Regions from separate parts of the Homo sapiens genome. Here region 1 is linked to region 2. Evidence: chromatin contacts called from ENCODE Hi-C or POLR2A ChIA-PET data. All regions are on one chromosome and are shown on one strand. The core of a region is the stretch at or near the end of the contact, and the rest is flanking DNA. Distances in the headings are between cores, read along the strand shown. Region 1 overlaps NAV2 (neuron navigator 2). Region 2 holds the start of NAV2 (neuron navigator 2).

Region 1 (4,052 bases), core at 1,402-3,901, 44 kb after region 2:
TTTCAATGCCCTTCCTCCCAACTTTTCCCCTTTCCCTACCTCTTTCTGGGCCTTTCTCTTTTTTCTGAGTTGATATTCCCTTATCTTCCTCTGCATGACTTTTAACTTTGCTTTTTATTAATTAACTCCAGAAGGAATAAGGTGCCTGTTACATGGGAACACACTGCACAAAGTTGGGAGAAGGGAAGATCATCCTTTCTGGCTGGGAAGGTGGGTAAAGGCTTCGTGCAGGAGGCAGCTGATTCTTGAAGGCTGGGTAGGATTCAAACAGATGAAGAAGTGGTGAAGGAAGAGGATAAGTCATTCCAAGCCTAGGCAGGAGCAAGGCATGGTCAGGAAGGTGAGGGCTGAGGCTGAAGCAAACATTTATTTATAATGTTTACAGACTACCTGCAGTAAGCTGGCAACTTTCTTAAGTGAGTAAACCAGATGTCACTCAGGTCCCTGGTTCTCCAGCTCATGTGTCTGCATGGGCTTTCTTCATTTTTACCCCATGACAACAACCCAGACTCTAAACTCAATACATTTACAAGTTTGAACCAAAGGAATCCATGATTATAAAAATATTGGTACCCAATTTAGATTTGACTGGTTATTTTGTAGAGGACATGGAGGATTGAGCTCATCTTGTATACTTCACTGCAAGCAACTGAAAATATCCATTAGAGGTTTCTGTTTTCTCAGAGAACTCCCCTTAGCCTACCGTGGTATGGAGGAGTGTTGCTGTCTCCTTCCCTCGCTTACTTCCTTGCTGGCCCTTTTCTCTCCTGGATTCTTTCCTGTGAACTCTGCATTCCTCACCCTTTGTTAGCCAACTCTTGCCACCGTCACCCACAACTTGCAAACTACAGATCCATTGTGTTAATCGACAGGATCAATGATCCAGATCATTGTGTCCAGATCATGGCCCTTGGGATCCACTCTTCTGCAAGAGGTTGATTTAGCTGTACTTTCCAAACAAATGCAATGTCTTCCCCAAGAAAATTCTGATGGCGAATGTAGTCTCCCTGTTGTTACGTGTACATTTTCACATTCAACTCACCACAACAGTCCTTCTAATATCTTCATTTTACAGAGTAGACAACTAAAAATAAGAGAATTGGCTTGCCCAATGTCACACAGCAGCCAAAATGGTGGAGGTGAAATCTGAACTCTGTCATTCTATTTTTTTAAAATGTGTAAGAGCTACATCCCATGCATGGACTGTGAGGAAGGTGACTTTGATGGAAGAAAGGCTAGACATGTAGGTTGTGACCTGTATTTGTTTCCTATGGCTACCATAAGAAAATACCATGAACTGGTGGCTTAAACCAACAGAAATTTATTATCTCACAGCTCTAGAGGCTGATGAAAGTCCAAAATCTGGTTGTTGGCAGGATTGGTTCCTTCTAGAGCCTCTGGGGAAGGACTCGCTCTATGCTTCTCTCTTAGCTTCTAAGGTCGCTGGCAATTCTTGGCATTCCTTGGTTTGTAGATGCATCACTCCAGTCTTTGGCTTCATCTTTACATGGTGTTCTTCTCTTCGTGTCTCCTGTATCTTCACATAGCCTTGTTATAAGGACACCAGTCTTTGGCTTTGCAACCCAATGTTGTGCTAAACTCCTATTATTCTCAGTAGGGAAGGCACCAGGTTCTAGAGGCCAAAGAAGAGACCCAGAGCCAGCAAATACGATATGGAGTTTTATTAGGGACTTACCTACAGGGCAGAGAATCTGGTGGCAGCAGTCTGGACAGGACAACCACCTTACATATAGAAATGGTCCAGCGGCAGCAGGCTGGACAAGATAACTGCACAGCCTAGTGGTGGCTGGCTGGGCAGGAAAATCACAACTGCTTTCAAAAAGACTGTAGTTTCTACATCACTTAACAGCCTCCCCTTAATGACCTCCACGTGGCAACTTTCATTTAACCTAGAGCTCAGAGCCTCAATCTCCTGTACAGCTCTTGTTCTATGGGACGGGATGGGGGCTCAGATGTTCCTCATGGGCAAGGAATGAATCTGTGGGTTGGTTACGTCTGGATTCCCTGGCTCAGAACGCACATTCAGGTGTTTCTGCCAGACAAGGTCATTCTAAGGGTATGCTTAAATTATTGCTATAAGGGGCACTTACCCTACACCCACCCTAATCCAGGATAAACTCATTTTAACTAATTAAATCTGTAAAGATCATAGTTTCAAATTAGGTCATATTCTGAGGTTCCAGGAGGACATGAATTTTTGGCAAGACATTATTCAGACCAGTACAGGACCAGTTCATGAAGAGTCTAGAAGGTATTACCAAGAAATTTGGACTGCGCGCAAGGGGCAGTCATGAAGGGTGACTGAGGGAAAGAATAACCAGAGTCAACCTGAAACCCCCAGGAATCTGATTGGCTCCGTGTTCTTTCTTTCTCACCCAGCTCCCTATGCCTTGTTGCTTTATTAAGGAATTAAACAGGGTGGGCGTCCATCAGCAGATGAGTGTTTTTTGAGAGTGGCAGCCTTTTCTTCTTTTTGGAAACTTTGCATTTGCCTCTGTTGTGCCTTGGACTAATCAGTATGCCGCGTGAAACTATTTAAAGCCTGATGCATTAGTCACAACAAATCTGCTCCTGCTGGGAGTTAAAAAGGCTGATCAGGGCGCCAGTTTCTTTTTGGTGAGCACAGTTTGTTTTTCCCGTTACTTCATTTGCATCCAGCCCCTTGGATTTCTCGGACTTCACGCACAGAGCCCCTTTCCTGAATTGCCCCTGGTACAGAGAGAGCTGCCAAGGCCTGGTCAGGCCACCTTTGAAAACCTTTCTGAGGACAGAGGCTGAGACAAGGCCAGGGACCAAAACAGGAGGGGCTGCTGGGCTGGACTGAGCTGGGCTGGGCTGGGCTGATCCACGGGGAAGACCCTGATGCCCAGAGAACACACTGTGCCAGCTGGAAACTGTTGATAAAGCCTGTGGTGACCACTTCAGCGCCCTGCTCTGACCTTTTCCCATCTAATGTGGGGCTATTTTAATGTTGTTTTGAAGCTGAGAGAGCACCAGAACCTTGGGCCTGCTCTCCTGGTGGAAACCACAGGCTTCATCTGCCTTTGTGGTGTTGCCAAACCCTTGACTGTCCTATAAGGGAGCGGGCTTGAGAGTAACACAGTTGGCCTCAACGCGTGTGTGGAGGCCTAGGGCTCCTGTTTATTTTTAGCAGGAGTACTCAAGCAGCATGGCAGAGTTTCTCCATACTGCCTCATAAGGTGTCCTCAGATTCTGGGGCTGCAGGTTGCACAAGAGAGCAACCCTGGGGTGGTGACAAGAAGAGAGTTTGAATTTCTGAATTAAAGGCTTTTGCTCCTCTGCCTCGGGTTAACTGTGTGACCTTAGGCAAGTTGCTTGACCTCTCTGAACACCAGTTTTATCAGCTATAAAGTAGAGTGGGTAATTCCTCTTTATCGTAAGATTCAGCAGCATGAACTAAGAGGATTTCTGGGAAAGTGCTTCATAGGCTGCATGGTGTGTGATGGGAAGGTATAAGGGACATGAATAGCCCTGTATCTGGTGCACAGTAACAGCTTACACTTATTGAGGGTATGGTATGTGCTATACATTGTTCTGGGTACTTTTCATGGATTGTCCTATTTAATCTGCACAAAAGCCCTAAGAGATACTGTTATAATCTCTATTTTACAGATGAGGAAACTGTGGCTTAGAGAATTTATTTGCTGAAGATCAAACAGCTAATTAATTGCCAAAGCCAAATTCAGACTCTGCAGCCTGCAGTCTTACCCCCAGTCTCTTGGTGCTGCCTCTCTCAGTGTCATCATTATCATTACCATCATCATTGCCCAGTTATTGGAACCTGGTCTTCGACAAACCCCAAAAATATTATACATTGTCTCTAATCCTCACAGCAGCATCATAATATTAACTCATTGTAATATTTACATTGTGGTGTAAATATTATCCCCTCCACTTCATAGATGAGGAATGTTGAGAATAAAGGGTTTTGTTCACTCCGTTTATTGAGCACCTACATCTCTATTTGAGGCACTGGGACACAAGAATGAACAAAACAGGAGGGTCCTGCC
Region 2 (3,894 bases), core at 1,129-3,628:
ATTAGGGCAGAATATCTCAAGTTTTAGTATGCATCATAATCACTAGGTTGAACACTGTTGAAACACAGATTGCTGGGCCCCATCCCCAGGGCTTTTGATTCAATAGGTCTGGGTGGAGCTTTCAAACAAGTTTCCAGGTAATGCTTCTGCAGCTCCAGGGACCACACTTTGAGAACCACTGCATTAGGGCCATGGGAATACTTTGGAATATCTCCCTGATCTTTAGAAGCTGAAGATTGTGATATCTTTCCACAAATCTTGGTACACTGGTCAGAACTAGAATTCAGGGCAGGCAAAAGAGTCCCAAGGTTTATAGCATAATATTTCGTATGTCCTTATGTTCCTAAATCTAAAAGACAATCTCTCCTTCTTCTAGCATCATTCAATCATTCATTCAGTATAAATGTTGGGTAGCTATTCTGTCCACAGCTTTATGCTCCATACTGAGAAGATCTAAAGAAAGTTAAAACACAGCTCCTAATTCCAAGATGTTTATTCTCTAAGATGAAAATGAATGCATGAAACAATAAATAACAGGTTAAATAATGGGAGACAATAGTACGGGAGGTGGCATCAGATGGCAAAGGGCAAAGTGTTAAGTAAGTAGCATGAATGATGTGTGACTTGATTTCAGAGAGAGGGAGGATAACTGAAACAGACATAGACAGGGCCGTGCATTTCAGCCTAACTAGAGTAGAAAGTTGCTACCTAGAATGGCTAAGAAGGTGCCTTCTCATTTCTTAATGCTTCAGAGGTTAAGACTTTGATGTTTCCTCTGGTCTGAGATCTTTGTCACTTTGGGCCACTATAACAAAAATACCATAAACAGGATGGCTTAAACAACAAACATTTATTTCTTACAGTACTAGAGGCTGGAAGTCTGAGACTAGGATGCCAACACGGTATCAGATTCTTGGTAAGGGCCCTCTTCCTGGTCCACAGAAGACTGCCTTCTGTGTCCTCACAAGGCAGTAAGAAAGCATCTCTCTCCTGTCTCTTCTAATAAGAGTGCTAATCCTATCATGAGGGCTCCACTGTCTTGACCTTATTACCTCCTAAAGTTCCCCACCTCCTAATACCATCACACTGGGGATTACGGGTTTAACATGAATTCCAGGGGGACAGAGTTAATAGCATCTGAGTTATTCTAAATCAATGCTATCAGCACTGAAGATCAGGCTATAGGGTGGGCACAAAGTGTCCTGGAAACAAAGAAGAAAGACAAATAGTTTATAAACAGAGATGACTTTGGGGGAAAGCAGCAGTAATTTAACAACAGGGAAAATAAAGCCCAGCTTTTATTGGTCTCTTACATTGCCAGGTACTTGTGCTAAATGACTGCCATGCACCAACCATCTCATTTAATCCAAACAACAGCTCATTAGGTAAATGTCGTCAAGCCTCCACCTTACTACATGTGAAAACAGAAGCTTTATAAGCATGCATGTAAGCTTAAATAACTTGCCCACTTCTAATCCAAGCAGTTCTACAGGGTGGGAGGCTCCTCATTCATAAATCGCGAAGGCTGGCCTGCCTGATCATCTCTCAGTTTCCTTCTTATTCTCATCCACTTTCAGTCAGCGAGGAAACCACAGAGCAACCCAAACAGCGAATTCGAGTCGAGGAACCTGTTGGGGCCAGTGCGTCCCAGGCGCGGACAGGGAGGGGCTCCATGAAACGCAGCAAGGTTTGGCCAGAGCCTGCCGGGGTCATGGAGCCTCTCCCGGCTTCTTCAGGCCACTCTAATTACAGAGTCTGTGGTAGGTTGCGTGGAGGAGCTGTCTCGGGGCGGGAAGCTTCCCTGCGTATTGTATTTGCCTATAAATACTTCAAATAGTTAAGTGAAATGTGCAGCCTTTGAAAACTGGAGAGGAAGCCGTTGGGAGGCCCCCCGCCCAGCCGGCCTGGAAGAGCAGGCAGAGAAATGGCTGGCGCGCTCTTAAAGCGGGAGACGAGCTTCGGCCCTGCCCAAGCCAGATGGGGGCAGCGAGGCTGCGGGCGTGACTCCGGAAGACTCAAACCGTTAAGGTGACCGGAGCAATTTGAAAAAGGAAACAAACTTCCCTCGAGCCGTGCCCGCGTGGCTCTGGGGCGGACGGTTGCGTTCGAAAGGGCATTTTTCAAAAGAAGGGTTTCAGGAACGCAGGGGTGTGGGCCCCCCGGGAGGCGCGCGGCCGGGGCAGTGCCGCAAAGCGGCCACCAGCCCGCTTTGTACTCGCGGCCAAGCGCGGCCCCAGAGTTTCGGCGGCGGCCAGAGTTTAGGCCACACCCTCTTTGCAGTGAGACCCGCGGCCGCTGATTGGCGCACCGTGGACCAATGGGCGCGCCGGGGCGGCCCCGGCTGTCAGCGCGCGCCGCAGCAGCGCCGGCAGCAGCCTGTCCTCCCCTGCGCTGAGCCCCGCAGCCAGCGCAGCCTTCCCGGGAAGCGCGGCGGCCGCTCCCGAGCGCAGCCCTGCCCGGCCCGCCAGCCGCGCGTCCCGGCGCCCGCGCCCCACGGCCACAGCCTTGCCTCTATCTAGCTCACGGAGCATGTGCAGACCCGCAGGCGCTAAGGTGCTCTCAGTCCGGGGGCCTTCTGGGCAGCGGTGACTGTCACCCCAAGAGAGACCTTTCGGGGGCTCTTGCCGCACCTCTGCTGCGTCGCGGGTGACACTGCGGTGCTCGCGAGCAGGGTGGCAGCTGCCTCTCGGTGGAGACGTCTTGGGACCCTTGCGCCCTTCTTCTCTCCTTCCTTCGCTGCTGTCTCCTTTCCTTCCTTGGCTGCTCGCTCTTTCTCTCGCCGGCTCAGACCCGTAGCCTCCGGAACGGGACTCGTGGGTCGCCGCCGCCTCTGTCTCTTCCAAAGGGGCCTCCTCACTTCGGAGATGCAGTGACAAGTTAATATGGGCGTCCAAGCCTCTGTTTCCCAGGAGGAAATTTGCAAGAGGCGGCAGCCCCTGAGCGCCCAGAGCTCTTGAAAGGCCACCCAGGAGAGGTGTGAGACCCGGCGGCAGCATCCGTCCAGGTGGGACCCGCTGAGCGCCGTGGCCAGTCCCCCATTCCCATCCCGGCACCCCAAAGGCGCGCTCGCCCGATTGCTTCGAGTTCCCCGACCTGGGGATTTTTTTTTTAGCCGCTGGTGGTGGGCGCCTCGTGGGCTAAGGCCCGGCGCCTGCTCTGCTACCCGCGCTGCCTTTAGCGGTCGCCCCCGCCGCCGCTGCCAGGGACGTGCTGGGAAAGCCCAAGCCCCGGGAGAAGATGCCGGCCATCCTGGTCGCCTCCAAAATGAAGTCGGGACTGCCCAAACCCGTGCACAGCGCCGCGCCCATCCTGCACGTGCCCCCGGCCCGGGCGGGCCCCCAGCCCTGCTACCTGAAGTTGGGAAGCAAGGTGGAGGTGAGCAAGACCACCTATCCTAGCCAGATCCCCCTGAAATCGCAGGTGCTGCAGGGGCTGCAGGAGCCAGCGGGGGAGGGGCTCCCGCTGCGGAAGAGCGGCTCGGTGGAAAACGGGTTCGATACCCAGGTGAGAGATGCCGTTTGCCGGGGTACTGTTCTGGAAGGATGGATGAATAGTTCTTTCGGGATGGTGTGGGAGAAAGGGCTGGATGGGAGAAGGGTCTACCATGTGGCCAGGGAAGGGAACCATTCCCCTTAGGCCGGCAGGTTGGGGGATGCGCGAGGAGAGTGGGCCGGCCGGTGGGTGTGGCCCGGGTGCCGGAGGTTTGCCTTAAGAGCTCTTCGAGACCTGGGATGGCGGGCACGTCTGCAGCATCTTCCTGGGGAGGAGGAAAGGTCGGGATGTTCTCAAAAAACGTGTGCATCGCTGGAAATGTGAGGTCCTGCATGTTGAGGTCTTGGCCCCAAGAAGCCAGTATCCGCAGCAGCAGCTGTGTGTCTGTCTGGCGGTTCCGCA

Evidence for each region. Hi-C counts contacts between places; a loop is a spot of excess contacts on that map. ChIA-PET counts read pairs that join two places held with the same protein, here RNA polymerase II (POLR2A). Pooled maps may share reads with other maps.
Region 1: a loop to region 2 is called in a pooled map, with 2.0 times the contacts of the local background. The contact joins the enhancer-like site here to the promoter of NAV2 in region 2. A Hi-C loop is called at or near these places in 6 of 168 maps with a recorded cell type or tissue (Caco-2, MCF 10A, PC-3 and 3 more) and 15 of 50 pooled maps. POLR2A ChIA-PET finds 5 or more read pairs at or near these places in 3 of 52 experiments (H1, SK-N-SH and WTC11).

The regions. Positions count from the first base shown.
Region 1 is chr11:19,754,165-19,758,216 of GRCh38, forward strand. All of the region lies in intron 1 of NAV2 (neuron navigator 2), which reads left to right. Among named protein-coding and RNA genes, the nearest start is that of MIR4694, 3.9 kb to the right of the region's middle. RefSeq lists an enhancer at 2,851-3,403. Within about 2 kb of position 2,652, at least 4 of the 41 ENCODE cell types and tissues checked have a DNase peak (open chromatin) inside an H3K27ac peak, as active enhancers do; they include heart right ventricle, where a contact is called at or near this core.
Region 2 is chr11:19,710,459-19,714,352 of GRCh38, forward strand. It overlaps NAV2 (neuron navigator 2), which reads left to right and starts at 2,379. Exons shown (of 38, transcript NM_145117.5): 1 at 2,379-3,504. The coding sequence starts at 3,238. It overlaps LEISA1 (lncRNA enhancing IL-6/STAT3 signaling activation 1), which reads right to left. Exons shown (of 1, transcript NR_015384.2): 1 at 476-3,894. RefSeq lists silencers at 2,084-2,613, 2,254-2,447.